3 separate regions of the Homo sapiens genome follow, and all the other regions are linked to region 1. Evidence: read pairs that join two places in POLR2A ChIA-PET (ENCODE). Cell type or tissue: PC-9. All regions are shown on one strand. Region 1 has its middle 19 kb from the start of PLXND1. Region 2 overlaps TMCC1 (transmembrane and coiled-coil domain family 1). Region 3 overlaps EFCAB12 (EF-hand calcium binding domain 12).

Region 1 (8,000 bases):
CAGTAGTTCAGGCAGGGAGAGGAGGAAACAGCATGTGCAAAGACCCAGAGGCAGGAAGGAGCACGGCACATCAGTCTTTCGCTACTGCTGGCCCTGCCTTGCCTGACCCCTCCCCTCCCCATCCGTGCCCTCCCTGACCTCCCCCACCCACACCCATCCTCTCCTGCCGGCTCCTCTGCAGACCGGAAGGCGAGGTGGAATCCAGTCCCACAGCTCTCAATGAAGAGAAACTGCTTGGAAGGAAAAAAAAATAACATTAATTTCATTGTCTCCACTCCCAGATCCTGCCTGAAAAACAAAAACAAAAATCAAACCCCAGCTGGGGAGGTTTTATCTGGCTATCTGGCGAGGCTTTCAAGGAGGGGGATTGAACGGTGGACACAGGCCCGGACCCCCGTGGGCGGTGGAGAAAGCAGGCCTGGTTTCCCTGGGTGGTGGAGTGGGCAATCCCTCCATGCTCCTGCCAAATCCCTGCATGCTCCCACCTCCTAGCTCAGCAGGTGCTGGGCGGTCGCTGCTGCTGCTGGGGTGGGACAGCGGTGCTGACCATGCTGTGTGTGGGCGCTCTTCCCTAATAACTTCAGTTAGTTCCCTGCCAGCCCTGGAGGCAGGGTGTTACCCCTTCACAGGCATCAAAGGGTGTGCCTGGTCAGGAGTCCTCAGTCACACAGCAGAGCTGGGATGTGAACCTGGGGTTTTCTGGCCCCAGAGCCCACTAGCTTGCTGGGCTCATGCCACAGTGCACAGGGCTCTAGGGGCAGTTAATGAAGAGGAAACACAGGCAGGGTCAGGCAGGGCCACTCCTTCCCCCGCCCCACACATGCAGCTACGTCTGCTCACACTTCCAGGGACAGGGAGCTCACTCCTCACCGTCAGCCTCACACATATGTCCCCTTGCTGGAAATGTCCACTCCCACCCCCACCCCGGCCAGGTTCCTAATCACTGACCGGGAGACCAGGAGGCTCTAGAATGGTGGGGCAGGACTGGAGGTGAAGACCATGGAACATATGAGCCCCACAACCTCAGCCTTTCCTAGAAAGAAGCTTCCGGCTCCTGCTCAGCCTGGGTGGGGATGAAGGCATCTGTGTGCTAACCACATGCCCCGGAGCCAGCCATTCCCACGGTGGCCCCCATCAATGCCCCACCCTCCTCCTGTCCTTGCCCAGTGCTGGCTCCCTTGGCCTGGGCTTGGGACCCGACACATCCCCATCTGAGATCAGTATCCACGAAGGAGACTCGGTGTGATGCGAGGGCCTGCCATAACCCAGCACTGCACCCAAAATGGCGCCACCTCATCTGCTGGCTCTGCCGACAGCACTATGGGGACTGTGAAGACAGGAGGGAGAAGGGGAAGGAGAACAGGACGGCCACAGGAGGGAAGGAGTAGTCTGGCCCCTTCCAGCACTAAGGTGCCCTGGGGACAGTCCCTTGGGGTGCCTACTGGACCTCAGATAACCTTACTCCCCAAAGCCCCTCACAGCCCTGTGGGCCATATCACCCGTCCTTGGTGCCAGGCCCAGGCAGGGCTTTCCATTGCCCCACAGTCCTCCAGAGGGTGTAATTAGGCCCATTTTACAGATGGGGCACACTAGAGCCCCAGCACTGTGCTGGTGGCTCCAAAAGCAGCAAGGGGTCCCCAGGCCAGGTCCGGCTGACCCCTACGTAGGGACTGGGTGCCTCCCCCTTCCACTTCCCTCCAGGGTTGACCTCAGCAGCTCCTGGTTGGGCTTTTCCCAGAGCCAAGGCCGGAAGCACGAGTCCCGAGTGTTTGTTCAGGCTGGGCTGGGGCTCCGGGCTGGCGAGGCGGAAACAGCCGCAAGATGTTTGTCCAAGGGGGTCAGGCTCCCCCACCGGGAGGAAGGAGGAAGGAGGAAAGGCCGGAGGAGCAGGAGGCCCGAGTCAGCTCTCCCAGCCAGGTTCTCACCTCCAGCCTTGCCTTCCTCACCCCCAGAGGCTGGGCTGCACACAGTAGGCGCTCAGTGGCTGAGGAAGGAGATGTGGTGCTCTCCTCTCCTTCACTCAGCCGGGGCTCAGGCCCCAATCCCAATCGCCCTGGCCTCCTCTTCCTTCTGTCTTAGTCCAAACTGTGTGCCCCCGACAAATTCAAATGTTGAAACCCCCAATACCTCAGGATGAGACTGTATCTGGAGACAGCCTTTAAAGAGTTCATTAAGTTAAAATGAGATGGTATGAGGAGATTAGGGCCAGGTGCGGTGGCTCACGCCTGTGATCCTAGCACTTTGGGAGGCTGATGCAGGAGGATCGCTTGAGCCCAGGAGTTCGAGACCAGCCTAGGCAACACAGTGAGACCCCCCCCACCCGCCCCGCCATCTCTACAAAAAGTTAGCTGGGCATGGAGGCTGCTGCCCGTAGTCTCAGCTACTTAGAGGACCGAGGTGGGAAGATGGCTTGAGCCCAGGAGGTCAAGGCTGCAGTGAGCTGTGGCTGTACCACTTGCACCCTCCAGAACTGAGAGGAAATAGGTTTCTGTTGTTGAGCGATCCAGTCTGTGGCCTCTTGTTACGGCAGCCTAGCAAGCAAACCTCCCCCTGGCCCCGTGACCTCTCCCGCTGTTCTGGAGGCTGCAAGGCCAAGTCCAAGACCAAGGAGTCTGCAGGGTTGGTGTCTGCTGCAGCCTCTCTCCTTGGCTTGCAGATGGTGCCTTCTGGCTGTGTCCTCACATGATCTTCCCTCACTTCCTGCATATCTGAATCCTCAGCTCCACTTCTTTATTTTTTTTTTTTTGAGACAGGGTCTGACTCTGTCACCCAGGCTGGAGTGCAGTGTTGCGATCTCAGCTCACTGCAGCCTCGACTTCCTAGGCTCAAGCCATCCTCCAACCTCAGCCTCCTGAGTAGCTGGGACCCCTGGCAGAGGCACCATCGAGGCTTCCCTTTGGCTCTCCGCTCCAGCAGCACTGGCCTCCTCACTGAGCTTGGTCCAGGACGGTGCTTTTGCTGTGCCTTCTGCCTGTCATGCCCTTTCCAGATCTCCCCAGGGCTGCCGCCTTCTTATCCCTCAGGTTTCTGCTCAAATATCCCCCTCCAAAGAGGCCCTCCCTGACCAAAGTGCCAATCAGGGCTAGTATCCATCTCTCTCACTGGATGGACCTTCACCAGGGCAGGGGATATGTCTCCAGGGCCACAGCAGGGCCCGGCACACAGTAGGTGCACAGTAAAGGTTTGCTGAAGGCAGTCAGGCTCACCTTGGTACTGCCACCCCATCTCCCAAAACACAGGGTCACAGGGTCTCAGAGGCAGAGCAGGGCCTCCAGGGGGGCCCGTGGATGTGGGTGGTCCAACCATGAGGACTGCCTACCTGCTGGGGGCACAGGCTGCAGCCACCCATCCCCTCGGCTTCCCACGCAGCACCTGTGTTCACCGCCCCCTTCCCCATCTGTCTTCCAGTGATTCCTCCAGAGGCTGCTTGTTTGGGAAGAAGGCTAGATGGCTAAGCAGGTAGGACCAGGTGGAAACACAGCCCATCACTTTGGACTTGGGGACTCTGCCAGTGCCTCCCTGCTCCAGTGTCTGAGGAGGACTTGAGCATAGGAAGGTGCGTGCCTGCTCAGTCCTGGGACTCGTGGGGTGGAGCATTCACCTGGGGACTCGTGGGGTAGAGCTGGGGCTGGGACCACTGCCTGCACCTCCATCTGGGAGCAGGATGAGGGAAGGGCAGGAAACCACTGGGAGGCGCTGGGTGGGAGTTCGCTCTTTGCTCAGTCAACCCTGTCTTGAGACAGCCCTACTCCCACTTGAAAGGCTGAGACAGAAAAGACTGACACCACCAAGTGTGGGTGAGGATGTGGAGCCACAGGGGCAGGGGTGAAATGTGAAATGGTGCAGCCACTCTGTAAAACCTTTTGCTAGTTTCTTCAAAAAAAGTCAAATGTGGCTGGACGCGGTGGCTCACGCCTGTAATCCCAGCACTTTGGGAGGCCGAGGCGGGCGGATCACGAGGTCAGGAGATAGAGACCAGCCTGGCTAACACGGTGAAACCCTGTGTCTACTAAAAATACAAAAAAAATTAGCCGGGCGCGGTGGCAGGCGCCTGTAATCCCAGCTACTCAGGAGGCTGAGGCAGGAGAATGGCATGAACCCGGGAGGCGGAGCTTGCAGTGAGCCGAGATTGCGCCACTGCACTCCTGGGACAGACAGAGTGAGACTGTCTCAAAAAAAAAAAAAAAAAAAAAAGTCAAATGTAGACACGTGCATCCTGGCAATCCCACGTCTAGATATTGGAATAAAATTAAAACACAGGTCCATAAAAACCTGTACAGATGCTTGTCACAGCTCCATTGATAATTTCTGCAATCTGGAAACAAGCCAAGTGTCCCTGGGCTGGTGAAGAGGTAAACACATGGAGGCCTCCATACAATGGAACGAAAAGGAACAGCCTCTTGATACTCCGACACAAGGATGCATCTCCAAGCCAGGCTGGAAAGGCTCCACGCTGCAGGATCCCATGTACATGCTGTTTGGAAAAGGCCAGGCCACAGGACGGGACACAGATGGGTAGTTGCCAGGGCTAGGGCTGGGGCTGGGGGGAGGGACTGACTGGGAAGGGCCACCAGGGAATTTTCTGGTTGCTGGGAATGTTCCATGTCTTGTTCAGAGCATTTACAGGGTATAAACGTGCAAAGTTTACCAGACTTCACATTTGAGATCTGAGGCCACTTCTCCTGATGTAAATTATAACTCAATGAATAAAAGTTTTTAAAAACAACCCAGTTCCATACTCGCCAGCCTGTGCCAGGTTCTTAGCCTGGGGACAGAGCTGGGGCGGGGCGGGTCCCTGCTTTCTGACCGGCAGGGGTGGGAGGGGCCCAGGCTGGGGTGCTGCGAAGGCAACCCAGGGAGGGCGCCCGAGCCCCGCCCAGGCCAGGCCCCAGGCTCTCCCGTGCTCCCGCCCCGCAGAGAGAGGCCGGAAGCGGCCCCGGAGGGCCCATTGTCCGCGCTTCCGTTCCGGCTCCGCCTCGTCCTCCCGCGGCCAGAGGTGCGACCTCTGAGCCCCTGGCCAGCTCCCAGCCGGCCTAGGGGGGCGGGGGCACGGGGCGGAGGTCCCGCAGCCCGTGCTCGTCCCGCCTCGCTTGGAGGGAGCAAGGGCTCCGAGCCCTGGGCCCAGGTCCTGTGCCTCCGCTTCCCCGGCTGCGGGTACACCCCCAGCTTCCCGAGCCCCCCGGGCCCTCGCTGCTCCACCCAGAAGTTGCGGTGACTGCGGCCCCAGCACCCCGTTCCCTGGCCGGGCATCACTTGCGCAGCATGCTGCCCCCAGAGGACAGGGCTACAGTTAGTCGCCCACACCTCATTCACCCCCTTGGGCCCTTGAGCGTCTTAGAAGCCGCAGATGCCAAGGAGGGGACGCTGCCTCGCGGATGGTCACTTGGGAGCAAAGCTGGGGACTAAAGGAACCAGGGACAGAGATTCCTGCTCTCGCCAAATTGGCCGCTCTGGGCCAGGCACTGAGGACACACCGCGAAGCCGGATAGCCAGGTCCTGTCCTCAGGGCCCTGTCCGGAAGAGGACTGGGCAGCCTCGAGTCCGCGGCAATGAATGAATGTTCAATTGCACAGATGGGGAGGCGAAGGAGGGAGGGAGGGAGGGAGGGCAGTCGCTTGGGCGGTCATTGGAGGCTCTGGGAGGCTATGCGCCGGCAAGAAGCAGCGGGGTGGAGGCAGCCCTGCGGGAGTCGGCGAGGGCCGCGTGGATGTGCTCGGTGGTTTTGAGGCCAGTGGCTGGAGGGGCGTGAGAGTGGGAGACCAGACTTGAGGGGAGTGGCTGGAGTTGAGACTCAAATCCAAGAAGGAAACGGTGGGGCTTGGACCACTTGCCTACTGAGAAAAATGGAAGTCGGGAAGGCTTTAGATCTAGTCGCGCTTGGTCACTTCCGTCTCCGGGCCTCAGCTTCCCAGGTTGTAGAAAGCATCAGGGTTGGAGGCTCTGAAATTCTGGCTCCTCTCAAGCCAAGATTAGTATGACTTCATTTTGGTTGTGCAAGAAATGGGCCTGCAGCGGTTCGCAGAGGCAGAGGGACCTAAGCTTGAAGGGCAATCAAACCGGCGTAGGCAGGAACGTCGGGAGCCCAGACCCCAGGCAGGGAGTTTAAGGTCTTGGACACAGAGGGTGCGCTCCTCGAAGCAGCCACAAAGCGGTGACAGAGACCAGGCTTACGTTTTGTTTTGAAATAATTTCAAAGTAACAGAAAAGCCGTGAGAATAGTTCCGAGAACTGCCTCCCTTATTAATGCAGATTCACCAAGCTTTAACATTCTGCTCCCCAGCCCTTGCATATTCAAGCCCCCATTGCAAGCATCGGAGAGTAAGTTGCAGGCGCGATGGCCCTTGAACCCTAAGTCCTCCAATGTGTATTGCCCAAGAACAAGGACATTCTATTGCACAACCCCAGTGGTTTTCAAGATCGAGTGATTTAACCATAATACAATAATTTAATCTGCACAACCTTACTCAAATATCACCAAATGTCGCAACGAGGTCTTTTATAGCACATCCCCTTCCCATCCCCATCCAGGAGCCACGCCAGGATCACATTTGTAAATTTAATTATTATTATTTAAGACGAGTCTCGCTCTGTCGCCCAGGCTGGAGTGCAGTGGCGCGATCTCGGCTCACTGCAAGCTCCGCCTCCCGGGTTCACGCCATTCTCCTGCCTCAGCCTCCCGAGTAGCTGGGACTACAGGCGCCTGCCACCGCGCCCGGCTAATTTTTTGTATTTTTAGTAGAGACAGGGTTTCACCGTGTTAGCCAGTCTGGTCTCGATCTCCTGACCTCGTGATCCGCCCGCCTCGGCCTCCCAAAGTGCTGGGATTACAGGCGTGAGCCACTGCGACCGGCCAGGATCACATTTAGTTGTTCACCTTTTTCATTTTGTTATTTTATTTCGTTTGTTTGTTTTGAGACAGGGGCTTGCTGTGTCATCCAGGCTGGAGTGCAGTGGCACCAGCATGGCTCACTGCAGCCTTGAATTTTTGGGCTCAAGGGATCCTCTCCCCTCAGTCTGCAGAGTAGCTGGGACTATGCATGCCAACACACCAGGCTTGTTCACCTTTATTTTAATTGCAACTTATTCACCAAGCTTACTTTGGCTGAAGTAATTTGAAAAAGATGGGTGCAAAGGGTTCTAGCCTCATCCTTCATAACTGCATGACCCCGGGCAGGGCCCGAGTCCTCTCCAGTGAGAAGTGCCAGGATCTGGGCAGGGCACATGGAGGAGCTGGAGCGGGCAGAGGATGCACTTGCATTCTGAGATGGAGCCATTCTTCCGTCCTCCCTGGCCTGGCCCATTTCCCCAGGCTCTTGGCGAAGGGGTACCTCCTGATTCACCCACCACAGTCTTCGAATGGGGCATCCAAGACTCCCCAAAAGGCACCAACTCCTTGAGAAGGCAGCTTTGGGGAACATACTCCCCATCCTGAGACAGACAAAAGGCCAGTTAGAAGAATTGCTTTAGGTCTGGAAAGGAAGAGGAGCTTGAAGGACTCCGGAGACTGGAGATAAACCCTTCTGAGAGTCAGGAGGTTTTCATTTTATATTTGCAATAAAATTGGGGGATAATCCAACCAACTTGTCAACTAATAGAGGTTAAAAATAATTTCTTTAACTTTTACTATGGAAAATGTAAACACAGGCAAAAGTAGAGAGACCTCTACAATGAACCTTTACTTACCCATTACCCAGTGGTAACAAAAATAATTCTTAATGATGGATTACTATGGATTTTGGGCAGAAAATTCAAAGGAATAATTGTGTTGCATTGCTCCAGTACTCCCTCCTTTCCCTTTGCTTATTTATGTGACAAGACTTCTCAGTGCTTACCTCTATAAAAATGAGAAATTGGAAGAGACGATGCCGACCATTGACTCATCACAGAAATAAAGAATGTTTATCCACTGGTGCACTAAATGAGGTTTGGGTAGTAGCGCAACAATCAATGTATAAGAAATACATTGCTAACAACATTTTACTTTGTTTAATAAGTATCTA
Region 2 (8,000 bases), 96 kb after region 1:
TGCCATTTGCAGTCAAGAGAAATGTAAACAAAGATGCAGTATTAAATCGTAACTGCATAAACTGCATAAAATTAACTGTAGTATATACTGTGCTACTGTACAATTTTCACAGCCACCTCCAGTTGCTAGCAGTGAGTGAAGTATTGCAAGTATCCACTTAAAGTGCATGTGACACTAATCACCTGAGTGACCAGTTCCTCTCTCCAGTAAACTGCATATCTCAGTAAAAAGCGATCTCTTGAGACTTCTCTATTATTTTTCACTGTGTTTAGTACAATACTGTAAACCTCGAATAATACCATGAGATGCGTAAGAAGTGAGACTAGTGACACTGAAGTGCTCCCAAGAAGCAGAGAAAATGTCATGACATTACAAGAAAAAGTTGATTGCTTGATATGTACCATAGGTTAAGGTCTGCTGCTGCGGTTGCCTGCCATTTCATACAGATGATTTGTCTTGTAAACATATGTAAATACAGTACTGTAAATGTATTTTCTCTTCCTTATGATTTTAGTAACATTTTAAAATTAAAATAACATTTTCCTTATGATTTTCTTAACATTTTATTTTCTCTAGCTTACTGTATTGTAAGAATAGAGTATATAATACATATAATATATAAAATATGTGTTAACAGTTTATGTTATTGATAAGGCTCTGGTCAGCAATAGACTGTTAGTTAAGCTTTGGGGGAGTCAGAAGTTATACACGGATCTTTGATTGTGTGTGAGGGTCCAGCACCCCTAATCCCCACTTTGATCAAGAGTTAACTGTATTTGGTCGTCTTCTCCTTTTCCTGGCATACAACTACTAAAATCCTTGGAATCTCCAAAGTGATGTGTCTTTTTGTATGCTAATAAGACGGCTGATGGTTGGCAGCTTCAGGGTGAGGCTGGTCATCAGAAAGACCAAGGCATAATTAGAGAATTGGCATTTCAGCCCCACCCCCCAACCTCTGGGAGGGTAAAGGAAGGAGAGTGAAGGTTAAATGATCACCAATGGCAAGCAATTTAATCAATCACACCCACATAATGAAGTTTCCATAAAAACCCAAAAGGACAGGGTTAGGGAGCTTCTGGATAGCTGAACATGTGGAGTTTCCTGGAGGGTGGGGGCTTAATGGAAGCACTGCATCCCTTCCCATATGCCTTGCCTATGCATCTTTTCATCTGCATCCTTTATAATAGGCCAGTATACACGTTTTCTTGAATTCTGTAAGCCACTCTAGCAAATTAACTGAATCCAAGGAGGGGGCTGTGGAAACCCCAATTTACAGCCAGTTGGTCAGAAGCACAAGCAAAATAACCTGGGGCTTTCAATGGGCATTGGAAATGGGATGCAGTCTTGTGGGACCCAGTCCTCAACTAGTGTAATCTAATACTATCTCCAGGTAGACAGAGTCAGAATTGAATTGAATTAAAGGATACCCAGCTGGTGTCTGCTGCAGAATTGCTTGCTGGTGGGAAGAAATCTCCACAGACCTGGCATCAGAATTGTGTTGTTGAGAGGATAGTGGGAGAAACTGAGTATGTTTTATCCACTCAATTTCCTTTACACTCAAATGGCCTTCAAAGGCACATCTGATTTGGCCTTCTTTATGGTAGATTAATAGCCACATTCATCCAATCTCGTATACCCTTCCCTTTATAATTTGGATTTCCCACTCCTGTCAAGAGGTGGCTTCTGGCCAGGCACGGTGTCTCATGCCTGTAATCTCAACATTTTGGGAGGCCAAAAGGCAGGAGGATCACTTGAGCCCAGGAGTTTGAGACCAAGCCTCAGCAACATGGTGAGACCCTACCTCTACAAAAAAGAAATAAATTAGCAAAGCGTGGTGGCACATTTTTGTGGTCCCAGCTACTCAGGAGGCTGAGCCAGGAGGATGGCTTGAGCCCAGGAGATCCAGGCTGCAGTGACCTGTGTTTGTGCCAGTGCACTCTAGCCTGGGCAACAGAGTAAGACCCTGTCTCAAAAAAAAAAAAAAAAAAAAAGAGATGGAATGTATTTCTCCATCCAGTGAAACTGGGTTTGGTCATGGTCTTGCTTTGGCCAAGTGAAGTGTCAGCAAATGTGACATGAACAGTGAAATGTTAGCAAATGTGACACAAGCAGAGGCTTAAAAAGTATTTGTGCATTGGAGTCTGTCCTTTCTTGTTGCACTGAGATCTCCAGCACACTTTACATCTCAGTTATTGACAACCTCATCCTTATAATAGCTATTCAGGCTAAAATCCTTGTAGGTTGTCTACGTGGATGAGTGTTAAAAAGAAAAAATAAAATAAAACCTTGAGAGGTCCAGCCAACAGCCAGTACCTACTACCAGACACATGAGGAAGGGAGGCCATCTTAGACCATCTAGGTCCACCTGAGCCCCCCAACAACTATAATGACACGAGGCAAGACCAGCCTAAGAACCACCTAGTGGAGCCCAGCCCAAATGGCTGACTCAAAATTGTGAGCAAATAAAACAGTTATATTAAGCTAATATTTTTATTATTTTTTTAAGACAGTCTCACTCTGTCACCCAGGCTGCAGTGCAGTAGCCTGATCATAGCTCACTGCAGTCCCAAACTCCTGGGCTCAAGCGATTCTCTCACCTCAACCTCCTGAGTAGCTGGGACTACAGGCACACACCACCATGCCTGGCTAATTTTTATTTTTTTTAAAGACAAGCTCTCACTATGTTGCTCACGCTGGTCTTGAACTCCTGACCTCAAGTGATCCTCTTGCCTCAGCCTCCTGAGTACCTGGGATTACAGGTGCAAGCCACTGTGCCTGGCTAAGCCACTAAGTTTTAAGGTGGGGTGTTACACAGCAATAGATAACTGATACACTGTATTAAATCTCTCACACTCCCAATTCCTGCCACTCTTCCCTCTCTTAATTATTGCTCTAATCATACCAACTAACCTCTTTTTAATTCCTTGTAAACACTGTGAAAACTCCTGCAGTTATTCTGGCTGTACCCCTGCCTGGAATGCTCATTCCTCAGCTGAACGGCTAACCTGCTCTCCTCTTTCAAGCCTTCCTTCAAATGTCTTGTTTTAAATGAAGCTTATGCTTACTGTTCTATTAAAAATGGCAGTCTACCCTCAATGTCCAGCACTTCCAATTCCTCTTACCCTGCTTTATTGTATTTATTTATTTTGAGAAAGGATCTTGCTCTGTCACCCAGGCTGGAGCGCAGTGGTAATTTAGCTCACTGCAACCTCCACTGCCCTACCCTGCCCCGGGATTCAAGTGATCCTCCCATTTCAGCCTTCCAAGTAGCTGGGACCACAGAGTCAGCTACATTTTTTCTTCTCAAATCCTGCCTTCAAAATGTTCATTCTGTAATTTGGAATGAACTCTTCACAAAGCATGTGCAGGCCGGGTGTAGTGGCTCATGTCTATAATCCCAGCACTTTGGGAGGCCGAGGCAGGCAGATCACGAGGTCAGGAGATTGGGACTATCCTGGCTAACACCGTGAAACCCCAACTCTACTAAAAATACAAAAAAAAAAAAAAAAAAAAAATTAGCTGGGCGTGGTGGCAGGCACCTGTAGTCCCAGCTACTCGTGAGGCTGAGGCAGGAGAATCGCGTGAACCCAGGAGGCAGAGCTTGCAGTGAGCCGAGATGGCGCCACTGCACTCCAGCCTGGGCGACAGAGCGAGACTCCGTCTCAAAAACAAACAAACAAAAAACACAAAGCGTGTGCAATCTCATGCAAGGAGGTCATATATGAAACCCTATCTATAGCAGTTTTATGTATCTAGATTGTTATATTAAAAGTTTTAGATACTAGGGGCAAGTACCTCATTTGTGAACATTTTAATCATTGTTTCAATGAGAATATTTTAGTTTACCAATCAATAAATAGTTCAGGTAAGAGAGAGACAAAGGTAGGGAAGCAAGGAAATAGTTTAATCCAGGGATCCCCAACCCCTGGGCCGCAGACCAGTACAGGTCAGTGGCCTGTTAGGAACCAGGCCACACAGTAGGAGGTGAGCAGCAAGCGAGTATTACCACCTGAGCTCCACCTCCTGTCAGATCAGTGGTGGCATCAGCTTCTCATAGGAGCACAAACCCTATTATGAACTGCGCTTGCGAGGGATCTAGGTTGCATGCTCCTTATGATAATCTAACTAATGCCTGATGACCTGAGGTGAACAGTTTCATCCCCAAACCATCCCACTCCAACCTTGCCCACAGACACCCCGACCCCATCTGTGGAAAAATTGTCTTCCACAAAACCGGTCCCTGGTGCCAAAAAGGTTGGGGACTGCTGGTTTAATCTACACTCACTCACTCAGGTACTAACTATATTGTTTTGATCATACTGTCTCTACTCTTATAAGTTAATGCAATCAGCAAATAAAATCAATTAAAAATATTTAAATTATGTTTTATGCCCTCCCCCACCTGACTATCAATAATGGAAAAAAAGGAGTTAACTTCTCTTTTACTGTTAGTCTCCACCCACTATTCCTTTAGGGCTCTCCTATGAATCCTTTCCTTCTGATCACCCCACTCACCCTGGGCTAGCATTCTTAATAAAATAGATAAGTAAACTGACCTTTTATAACCTCAGAACAAACAGAGATGTGTCAGGGGTTTTGAATCCAAGATATATAGCAAACAACAGAAAAAGAGGGTACAGACCAGAGGCACAAATCTGCTTAAAAAGTTGGCATTTAAATTATCAACCATAAGGCATAAGAGGGTAATTCAATATCAAACTTCACAGTGAAAAATCTGTTTGGATCTTAAATCCAACTGCTCAATAGCAAACAATATGAATGTACATTAACTTCAGAATCAGGCAAAACTATAAAGAATCTCCTTTGCTTTAGTATTTATCTCTTAGAAAATATGTATCATTTATAAGATCAACTAAAAAATGGCAAGGTCAACTAAAAAAAATGGTAAAATCAAACTATAGGCTAAGTTTGTACTCAGGACTATGGATGAAATGTGAAAATGGTGGTTGTGTTGAATAAAGCTGGATCATCCTCCAATCCAGTTTTATCTCAGAGATTTGTTCTGCTGATCTGGAGATACAAGTTTCACACTGAGATATGTGTATATTGCTTTACAATTCAGAAAATTTCCAAGTCCTTGGGAAAAATACTTTGAAAATAAGTAGCTGAGCACTAAGAAATCTTTTTCTTTTTTTTTTTTTTTTTTTGGCCACCTAGATCCATCAAGAATTTTTTTTTTTTAATTTAATAAGTATTCCAGGTGGCTCTAAATCAAATTCCTATTTGTTATGCATGCCTGGCATCTTCGAATTTAACCCATGTTTTTCCCAAGCAGTCCAAGGCAAATGAAACTCTTGTTCATTGAAAGAAACACTGATTTTCCAGTAACTATTTCGCTTGAGAAAGTGAGGATGACACTTACTCTGCAATGAAGCAGCCCATTACACACAAGAGACGGGACACTCCAGGATGATCTGAGCATGTCCATACAGCTACAGAGCACCCTCTACATTCTGTCCAAATAGCTTTGGGTAAAATGAACAACTAGGAAACACATATTATGCTTCTCCATTATTACAACCTTACACAAGTCAGTCCTAAAATAGCAAATGCCCCTGGCTGAGATCTACTGCTGAAAAACGCTAAGTTTCAGCAGCTCAGGCTATTTCCTTTGTCTGTCTATTCAACCAGCCCCCACTTAAAGCTGCAGGACTAACTAACTATAGGATTCAGGATGAGATTTTTTTTTTTTTTTTTTTAAAAGACAGATACACACACATATACAACATACGGTTTCCGAGGAGAGTGAGGGCTCCATGCTTGTGAGAGAGGAGGAGGAGGAATATGCCGAATAACCCTCAGGTTTCTCCCAGATTTGAACATGTTGTACTGTGGCATGAGGTCAGCAGAGACTTACTCCAGCCCTGTGAGGCTGAATTCTACCCTGACAAAGCAGTATCACTGTAATATGAAGCAAGAGGATTCAGGGCATGTTGGCAGCTGTACAGAATGCCTGTTCTAGAAAGTAATGGCAATTCCAAAACAAGAGATCTATGGTGTCACATGAGATAATCTTCAGCCCAGTTAAGCAATAAGCACCCAAAATACTTTGAATCCCAAACACAGGCAGCTCAAAAGTTTAATGGTAGAAAAGAACTTTTCTCCTTGACCCTATTTTGTGTCTGGAGGAAATAATCAGGAAGAAGAAAACTGGAAGAATCATTAGTTAATTTGATCTGTATCATAAACAACATACTGATTCTGATCTGATCTGTTCCTGGGCACTACGACCTAGCTGAAGAACCCCAAACCACCTCTGTGACTTTACTATGGAACAGGGAGAATATTCTGGAAATACATTTTTGGTAATGGATATATGCCAGAACTGAAGGTGTGAATAACCTCATTTTTCATATGTGCCCAAAAGGCAAACCTAATATACATCATCATTTCTTTTTAGTTCAAGAATGTGTGCCTTTAGAAATTCTTCCTCCAAAGAAGAGGGGCACTAAAAAAGGAGCCAGAACATGAATTTTCTACCAAGAGAAAACAGGGCAATGCAGACATTCCTTTACATTTTATGGTGTCCCTTATACTATGAAAGTTCTATTCTAGACCAAAAGTGACCCAATAGTTTTATAACAAGTAAAATTTAGCCAGGAAACACAAGACAATGGAGATAAAAGAAAACTGTACTACAGCACTAATGGGAAGGTAAATCTATAAGAAGTTCTTCAATAGTTCAGTGGGATAAGGAGGGATAAGGAATAAAGAAATAAAAACTTTTCAAGATACACTAGCTTTGTTTTTATACATATAGCTTACTAATATTGGATTTTAAAAGGAGATACATATAACTTATTTACAGATTTCCAAATTTCTGATAAAGTTTTTGAGGATCTACATTTGTACCCAAAAACCTAAAGATAATCATACAATTTCATTTTCTTTTTCTTTTTGAGACAGGGTCTTGCTCTGCCATCCAGGCTGAAGTGCAATGGTGTGATTTCAGCTCACCGCAACCTCCGCCTCCTGGGCTCAGGTGATTCTCCTGCCTCAGCCTCCCAGGTAGCTGGAATTACAAGTATGTGCCACCACACCCACTAATTTTGTATTTTTAGTAGAGATGGGGTTTCACCATGTTGGCCAGGCTGGTCTCAAACTCCTGACAAGTGATCCTCCTGCCTTGGCCTCCTAGAGTGTTGGGATTACAGATGTGAGCCACTGTGCGCGGCCTAATCGTACAATTTCTAATATAATTTTTTCATTCTTTAAGAATTTTACTTCAATAAAAACGAAACATAGCATCTTATTTTTTTAAGTAAATAGAAAAAAGAAATAGAAAAAAGTCATTATAGAAATAGAAAAAAGAAAATAGAAAAAAATCATTACTGGATTGTTTCAAAGCAGGTAATTTTGAAAGACTGGATAGGCAAGTTTCCTGTATTAATAAACTTTTCTTTAGGTCATTTTATAAGAACCTCTGAAAGAGTAATCTACTTTGAACATTGATTTTTTTTTTTGTTATACTTACACTATCAAAGGAAATTTTGATTCCCTAGTTTTAAGATGCACAAGAAACAGTGCCCAGAATGGTGGTTATTACCAATTGAAAAGAAACAACCGTACTAAATTTTTTAGTTCTGAGCTTCTTTCTTAGCAATATCTTAACACAAGGCCAAGAGAAAAGTCTGGGAAAGCAGTAAACAGTCCTTTGGAGTATGGGTTTTAGTCTACTGCCAAAGGTAGGAGATACAACTAATGTTTTGATTTCTACATTTGTACCCAAAAACCTAAAGATAATCATTCTATGAACCAGGATAGGAATAGAAGGGAACATCTGATAAATTATGTAAATCTGTATAGGTACAGACAGGTACCTGTATCTACCTGTATGTACAGGTACAGACTTTGGGCCAAAAGGGAATAGGCATTAATATGGAACAAAAAGAGTCAGTCATACCTTATCTGTAGAGGAGAAGTAGGACTAACAACAGAGTGAAACTTTTGCAGCTCTAAATTACTATCCTCAATGTCGG
Region 3 (8,000 bases), 210 kb before region 1:
TATATAATTTTTTTTTTTTTTTTGAGACAAGATCTTGCTCTTTCCCCTCGGCTGGAGTCCAGTGGTGCGATCTTAGCTCACTTCAGTCTCAACCTCCTGGGCTCAGGCAGTCCTCTCACCTCAGCCTCCTGAGTAGCTGGGACCACAGGCACATGCCATCACCCCAGGCTAACTTTCTAAATTTTTTGTAGAGACAGGATCTCCCTATGTTGCCTAGGATGGCCTCGAACTCCTGGGCTTAAGCAGTCCTCCTACCTTGGCCTCTCAAAGCGCTGGGCTAACAGGTGCGAGACACCACTCCCAGACTATATTATATATGAATATTTATATGTAGTATTGTATTGATGTTGTCTGCCTCCCTTACCAGACTGTCAGCTTCCTAGGGGCAGGGACTGTTATGCTTACTATAACACCCGGAAGAGTGCCTGGCACATGGTAGGCTCTCAATAAATGTTTACTGGACAAGCTAATTCATGCAATCAATCCTTCCTTCACTTGCCATGTATTTCTGGAGAGTCTACCCAGTGTCAGGCCCTGTGCCAGGTGCCTGGATTCCAGCTGTGATGAAAATGCAGGCCTGGTCTAAGGATGAAAAGTCATAATTAAAGAATAGGGAGAGGGGGACGTGATAGTTTCAGAAACAGGATCTTACTACATTTTACAAAAACCTCAGGAGGCAGGTATTGTTCTTATTTTACAGATGAGGGACGTGAAGAAGGGGTGGTTGTAGAGGCGAAGACCCCCCTCCCCAGGGTTCTGCAGCCAGCGGGTGGTGCTGCTGCGGTGATCTGAACCCCAGCTGCTCCAGTCCCCAAGCCGCATGCTCTCCTTGGGCTGGCGAGGTACCTTGTGCTGTCGCTGCCGCTCGCGGTACCGCTTGCCCACTTCCTCCATCTCCTCCAGGGTCATGGGCCGCGTCTCCATCTGCGTGTCGACTGCAGGCACCGTCAGTAGGTCCACTTTGGGAAGCTGTGGGGCTGAATCCACCTCCTGCTTCTTGAGCGGACCCTTCAGGGAATCTCTGTGCTTGGCCAAGATATAATCTGGAGTCAGAGGGAAGAGATGAAGGAAGGAGGGACTAAGAGGGTGCCCAGCCACGGAACCTGCCAAGCAGTTATCCAGTGTCACCCAGCAGGCACCAGGCCACCCCTCCGCTCCCTTCCCACACGTCTGGGCAGTGCCCACCTAAGCCACCTAAGCTGTACCTTAGATGTGGCCCTCCTCTCCATCTCCACTAATGGCGTCCCTTACTGCACCAACCCCAGCCCTCTGGTTGCCATTCTCGTCCTGTCACCCTGTCTCACCAAGCAGCAAATAGGATCTTTAAAAAATATAGAGTATAGCCAGGCGCGGTGGCTCACGCCAGTAATCCCAGCACTTTGGGAGGCCGAGGAGGGCGGATCATGAAGTCAGGAGATCGAGACCATCCTGGCTAACACTGTGAAACCCCGTCTCTACTAAAAATACAAAAAATTAGCCGGGCATGGTGGCACGTGCCTGTAGTCCCAGCTATTCGGGAGGCTGAGGCAGAATTGCTTTAACCTGGGACCTGGAGGTTGCAGTGAGCCGAGATCGTGCCACTGCACTCCAGCCTGGGTGACACGGTGAGACTCCCTCTCAAAAACAAACAAACAAAAAATATAGAGCAGGGTACTTTGGGAGGCTGAGGCGAGTGGATCAGCTGAGGTCAGTAGTTCAAGACCAGCCTGACCAATATGGTGAAACCCCATCTCTACTAAAAATACAAAAATTAGCCGGGTGCAGTGGTGTGCACCTGTAGTAGTTACTTGGGAGGCTGAGACAGGAGAATTGCTTGAACCCGGGAGGTGGAGGTTGCAGTGAGAAGAGATCACACCACTGCACTCAAACCTGGATGGCAGAGCAAGACTCCATCCCCCCCCAAAAATATATATACACATATATAAAGCAGGGTGCAGTGGCACGCCTGTGGTTCTAGCTACTCAGGAAGCTGAAGTGGGAGGATTGCTTATGCCCAGGAATTTGAGGCTGCAGTAAGCTATGATCACACCTGTGAATAGCCACTTCACTCCAGCCTAGGCAACATAAGGAGACCCCATTGCATGAGTCTCCTTATGTTGGATATGTGTAGATGGATGGATAGATAGATAGATAGATAGATAGATAGATAGATAGATAGATAGATAGACAGACTGACCGACCGACCAGATCGCCTCATTCCCTTGGCTTCCCACAGCATTTAGACCAAAACCCAGAGTCCTCTCCCTGGGCTACAAGGCCCTGCTGTACCATCTGGCCTCAGCTGCCTTCCCACCTGGTCCATGGCATACCATTCACCCTTCACCCATTCCACCCAGCCACCCTGACCACCTTCTGTCTCTTGCAAGCTATCCTACCCCAGGGCCTTTGCCTTCACAGTTCTATCTGCCTAGATTGTGCTTCCCCCAAGACTAGTTCCTGTCAATCACTCAGATGTCAGCTCCAATGTCTGCTTCTCAGAGAGGCCGTCCCTGACCACCAGCCCTTTAGGTGCAAGCTCATCGAAAGCTGGGGCTTTGGCTGGCCCACTGCTGTGTTCCCAGTTTCTAGAAGTGGCACATAGTAGTTGCTCAACAAAGATTCCAATGAATGAAAGAATCCCATTGTCCCTGCCCTGGTTCAGACCTTCATCGTCTCAAGCTGAAATAATATCCTGACCTTACCACCTTCTATTGAGGCTGTGAACAAGTGGCTCAGCCTCTCTGAGCTCCAGCTTCCTCCTCGTAAAGCAGGAATAGCAATCCTGACCTCTGCGGACATAAAGGATAAACTGAGATCATTCTGCAAGAATGAAGAAGAGCTACTGCAAGAAGAACTACTGGAAGAAGGCACCCCTGCCAAGACGCTCAAACTCTTGCCTCTTTAGACAAAGTGAGAGACACCCGGACAGAGCAGGAGCACCGTCATCTGGGACAAACACCGCCACTTTAAGTTCCAGCTCCCTTTCTAGCCTCATGCATTTCAAGGAAATCACTTCTCTTCTAACTATAAGCAGCCAGAAAGAGCAGACAGTAAAACACAGACAAGACAGCTCAGGCACAGAGGGAGGTCGGGGGAAAGTCTCTTGGGTGACTGCCAAACTTCACCCTCATACAATGGGCCCCAGTAAAACTGTGGGCCTTAATAAGCACATTCCTTTCCCTTCAGGTGCACTAAGATAGGGAAGCTAAAAGCAGACTTGGGGGATATGCCTGCAGCTGCAGAAAGATGTATGGAAACAGACACGCAACTCTGCCTCCCAGATAAACACAACAAAGAGACAGAGAAGCAGTCCAAGCCTCTGATAAACTCTTCCACTGTGAATCCTTAAAAACTCTTAGTCTGTAAGAGAATGTGGCTCTGACCTAACTCAGCCAGCAGCCCCTCTCAGGTTTGTTTTCTCTAAAATAAACCTGTCTTTGACTATTGAGCCACCTTTCCTGTTTCTTTCCTCTTTCTTTAATTCTTACACACCCCAGTCTACCTATCTTACCCACTATTGCTCACCAGGGAAAAAGAACTCAGTGATGACGCCAAAGTAGCACCATGAGAGCAAAGGTCTGCTGCTTGGCTTTGTGTTTACTTACTGGGAAATAACAGGACCCAAAATATCTCTGCTGCGAATATGCATCACAGCACACTGTGGTCATTGAAATGACTCACAGCCAGCTACACAGATAATGATAAGCTTGGTAATTTATAACAAAAAGGCACAAAGAGTATCAGAGGGAAAGCAGCCCAACTTGAGGTGACCTTAAAAATGTGCTGGACATAAAGGAGATTACTACTGTTGGGGTGGTGACACATGCAGGAGCGACTGTTGGGGTGCTGAGCTTCCCTGAGCTCTGAGAGAGGCAGAGACCCTGCTTGGGAGGTGATAGTTTCTCTGCAGGGCAGCTGGTTGAGACTGGACATTGAAAATCTCCTGGAGGACTGAGGAATGGATGCTCTGAGCTGCCTGCTGTCCCCAAATGAGCCACTCCAGTGAGGATGCTGAGTAACTCCTCTTGGTGTGACTGTAAACTCCAACGGCCTCACCCCAGATCTTTACCATTGTTAGGAAACCCCTCCACTGCCTCCTCCAGGGCTCCTGTGTGACTCAGGGAGGACAAGGAAGCCCCAAACATGCATGAGATTAAGTTCCTGCCAACCTGGTAGATGGGAACAGAGCAAGATTTGTTTCATTTAGAAAAACAAAGCTGTGGCTATGTTTGGGAAGGGTGCTAGAATGGGTGGGTGGTTGTAATGGTTCTTTTTTGTTTGTTTGTTTACTACAAGAATGGTACTAAGATATAAAGAAATATTATACAATGCACCTTTGTGTTGTAGAGTAAATTCACAGCCAGAGCTTTAGCAAGTCCATTTCTAATTTGCCTCTGTGCCTTGTCTGGACAGATGTGGCCCCACAAATGTATTGCTTGGCAGATGGAACTTGAGCCATGTACAACCTTTACAACTGTTGACAGCAACCCTGCCATAATACCCCTGATAGCAGAATACCAAAATACACTTTCCAGTAAACTGTAAACATGTGCTAATTCTGGTTCTGAACAAGAATTTTATCAATAAGCTATGGATTAATAGTGAGGAGGCCTTGGACCCACACACACATAAATGTCTCTGGAAAGGCTTGCCATTTGGGTCAGTTCTCAGCCTCTCAGGTGGGCTCTGGTGGGCTGAGTATCCTCCTCTAAGAACAAGGGCTGGGACTCATTTGTCTTTGAATGGACACAGTGGTAGCTGGGCACTCAAGGGAATATCTACTCCTTAGTTAATCTCTGGGCCTGAAAATTTCCAGAGGCTTGGCCAAACCACAGTCGGCCAAAACTGGGGAACACACTGAGGAAGTGAGTTTGGAGGAGAGGCCAAGGCTGCCTGCACCATGCTTGCTCCCAGGACGGGGAGGTGGAGGCACAGGATGGGGAGGGGTACGCACGCTCCCTTGCAGTGGCCAGGCTGCTCCTTTGCTGAGCCATAGACCACTGCTTGTAGGTATTGGCCAGGATATCCATGGTGATGGTGTTGTGCTTCCCAAGAGAGCTGAGGTAGATCACTATATCCTCCACCTCTTGGTTCTTCAGAGGGACTCCGACCTGAGGAGAGAGAAGACCTTCAGACTAGCAGGCTCCCATCCAAACATCCTGCTCTGATGGCCAAGGCCTTACCAGCCTCCTCAGACCCCCATCCTGCTTCCAGTTTCATCCTCAACCACTCCCTACTATACCCAAGGTCCCTGCTGCAGCTCAGAGCCCTTTCCCGGTCCTTGAATGAACTCTGCACTTTGTTACCTTTGCCTTTGCTCAGGCAGTTCCCCTTCTCTGCCTGAAAAACTCCTATCCCTCCTTCAAAGTCCAGTCCAGATGTCACCATCTTTATAGAGTGGGTTTCTTCTTCCTCTAGGGTCCCACCCCACTTCCTACCAGTCTCAATGGCAGCATCTACCATGCTGGATACGAAGCATGATTTCACATGTGGATCATCCCTATACACAAGTAACACATAAATCTCCCTTAATTCCTGGAAAATGGGATCAAGAATACTATACTCCTCATTCTTTTAAGGACGATGAGCAACTCTGGAGGTGTATAATGCTTGCCAGCAACATTGGATATTCAAGAAGAAAAGTTTTAAAGGAAATATGATTTTGTTCTTCAGTTTCTTTAGACAATAGTCATTGTTCACTGAACTTTACTCAAACTCCTGGCCTCAAGTGATCCGCCTGGTTCGGCCTCCCAAAGTGCTGGGTAAACAGACATGAGCCACTGTGCCTAGCCTTGATCAGAACTAACTTGATCAGAGCTAAGTAAGATCAGAACTCTCCTGGTGCTGGCTGGACGTTGTGCCTCACGTTTGTAAACCCAGCACTTTAGGAGGCCCAGGTGGGTGGAATGCCTGAGGCCAGGAGTTCGAGACCAGACTGGCCAGCATGGTGAAGCCCCATCTCTACTAAAAACACAAAATTAGCCAGGCATGGGGACACATGCCTGTAATCCCAGCACCCAGGAGGCTGAGGCAGGAGAATCCCTTGAACCAGGGAGAGGGAGGTTGCAGTGACCCAAGACTGTGCCATTGCACTGCAGCCTGGGTGACAAGAACGAAGCTCCGTCTCAAAACAAACAAACAAACAAACAAACAAACAAAAAAATGAACTCTCCTGGTGCTAAAGAATGTAATATTTAAACTTTTGGTTATGGAGATTAAAGACTATTATCTTTAAATGCTTTGAAATGTTGTTGAGATAATTACATGTCATAAAACATGTGTGAGAAAACTGATAATAATTTAAAACCACGAAAGACATCACAGTCAACTCCCTAAAGTTGTTTAAGGTATTTGTTGTCGTTGTTTGGGTTTCTTTTAAGTTGAGATCTTGCTCTGTCACCCAGGCTGGAGTGTAGTGGTGTGATCATAGCTCACTGCAGCCTCTAACTCCCGGGCTCAAGTGATCCTCCCATCTGACCCTCCCATGTAGCTGGGACGACAGGTGTGTACCACCACACTGGGATAAGTTTTTTAATTTTTTGTAGAGATGGGGGTCTCACTGTGTTACCCAGGCTGATCTCAAGCTCTTGGCCTCAAGCAGTCTTCTCACTTTGGCCTTCCAAAGTGTTGGGGGATTACAGGCATGAGCCAGCATGCTAGGGTAAAGTATCTTGCATTCAAAATGTATAAAAACGTAATTCATCTAGACTAGGGTTAGCAAGTTAGCAAGCTTTTTCTATAAAAAGTCAGATAAGGCCAGGCGCAGTGGCTCATGCCTGTAATCCCAGCACTTTGGGAGGCTGAGGCAGGTGGATCACAAGGTCAAGAGATCAAGACCATCCTGGCCAACATGGTGAAACCCCTTCTCTACTAAAAATACAAAAATTAGCCGGGCGTGGTGGTGCACGCCTATAGTCCCAACTACTCGGGAGTCTGAGGCAGGAAAATTGCTTGAACCTGGGAGGCGGAGGTTGCAGTGAGCCAAGATCGCACCACCGCACTCCAGCCTGGTGACAGAGTGAGACTCTGCCTCAAAAAAAAAAAAAAAACCAAAAAAAAAAAACCCAAAACCAAAAAAAAAAAAAACTAAAAACAAAAAACCTCAGATAGTAAATATTTTAGGTTTGGCTAGCCATATGGTCTGTGTCATACTGCTCAACTCTGCCATTGTAGCATGAAAGCAGCCATAGACAATTCAAGGATGAATGAGTGTGGCTGTGTTCCAATAAAACTCTATTTAAAAAACAGGAAGCAGGCTGGACTTGTCTCTTGAGCCACAGTTTGCAGACCTCTGCTAGGCCGATACAACTTTCCATGATGATGGAAATGTTCCACATCTGTGCAGTCCAGTAGAGGAGCTACTTGCCACATGTGACTACTGAGCACTCAAAATATGTGGCTGGTGTGATTGAAAGACTGGATTTTTAAATTTATAATTGATTTAAATTAATAAATAGCCAGTGAAAGTAAAAGTGTGGTCCATAGACCAGTACTACAGGCATCACCAGGAGCTCGTTAGAAATACAGCATCTTTTGATGACCCACAGATGTGCTGGGTCAGAAGCTGCATTTCGACAGGACACCCATGTAACTTATATGCCAGTGACAGTTGGAGACACTCTACCAGCTTTCTCTGATCTTAGTTTTGGGGTCTGCTGTGCAAGACAGGGATTCTCCAAGGTAGCTGGCTGGTTATGAGGTGGACTCCACAGACTTTCCACTCAGGTGGGGGTTTTCAAGGTCAGACTGGTGCGGGGCAGATATTGAGGATCTGATTTGGCCACAAGTTAATCCATATTTTCTAGCCTTAATAAGTAATAAGGCTGACAGTTTGCACTCCTTGTGTCTACTTCTCAGTTGAACCAGAACCCAGCATGGCGGGGGAGGGGCGGGGGTGGCAAAGAGGGAGTACATGTACATCCTGCCCACTTAGGCCCATCCAGAGAAAGCAGGTGGCACTTACTGCCTTTACAGCCGCGATGAACTCCTCCCTGGTGATTCTCTGGTTCTCACCCTGGCCC

Evidence for each region. Peaks named below come from ENCODE experiments on the same cell type or tissue, not always from the same donor. Only the 100,000 strongest peaks of a DNase experiment are listed, where the experiment ranks them.
Region 2: POLR2A ChIA-PET joins it to region 1 with 16 read pairs; 4 of 35 experiments call an interaction of 5 or more read pairs at or near these places.
Region 3: POLR2A ChIA-PET joins it to region 1 with 27 read pairs; 3 of 35 experiments call an interaction of 5 or more read pairs at or near these places.

Annotation. Positions count from the first base shown.
Region 1 is chr3:129,621,963-129,629,962 of GRCh38, forward strand. No RefSeq gene overlaps it. Among named protein-coding and RNA genes, the nearest start is that of PLXND1, 19 kb to the left of the region's middle. RefSeq lists enhancers at 1,556-2,331, 1,624-1,918, 2,984-3,593, 5,826-5,935 and a silencer at 4,846-5,175. In PC-9, CTCF peaks have their summits at 6,157 and 6,362; DNase peaks (open chromatin) are centred at 4,171, 4,919, 5,569 and 6,029; H3K4me3 peaks cover 2,423 bases; H3K27ac peaks cover 3,594 bases.
Region 2 is chr3:129,718,212-129,726,211 of GRCh38, forward strand. The region is part of intron 4 of TMCC1 (transmembrane and coiled-coil domain family 1); the gene reads right to left. Among named protein-coding and RNA genes, the nearest start is that of PLXND1, 120 kb to the left of the region's middle. In PC-9, no CTCF peak of the experiment used is centred here; no DNase peak of the experiment used is centred here; H3K27ac peaks cover 2,466 bases.
Region 3 is chr3:129,410,312-129,418,311 of GRCh38, forward strand. It overlaps EFCAB12 (EF-hand calcium binding domain 12), which reads right to left. Exons shown (of 9, transcript NM_207307.3): 3 at 7,943-8,000; 4 at 4,934-5,090; 5 at 847-1,043. Among named protein-coding and RNA genes, the nearest start is that of EFCAB12, 14 kb to the right of the region's middle. RefSeq lists an enhancer at 472-972. In PC-9, no CTCF peak of the experiment used is centred here; DNase peaks (open chromatin) are centred at 3,560 and 4,020; H3K27ac peaks cover 1,472 bases.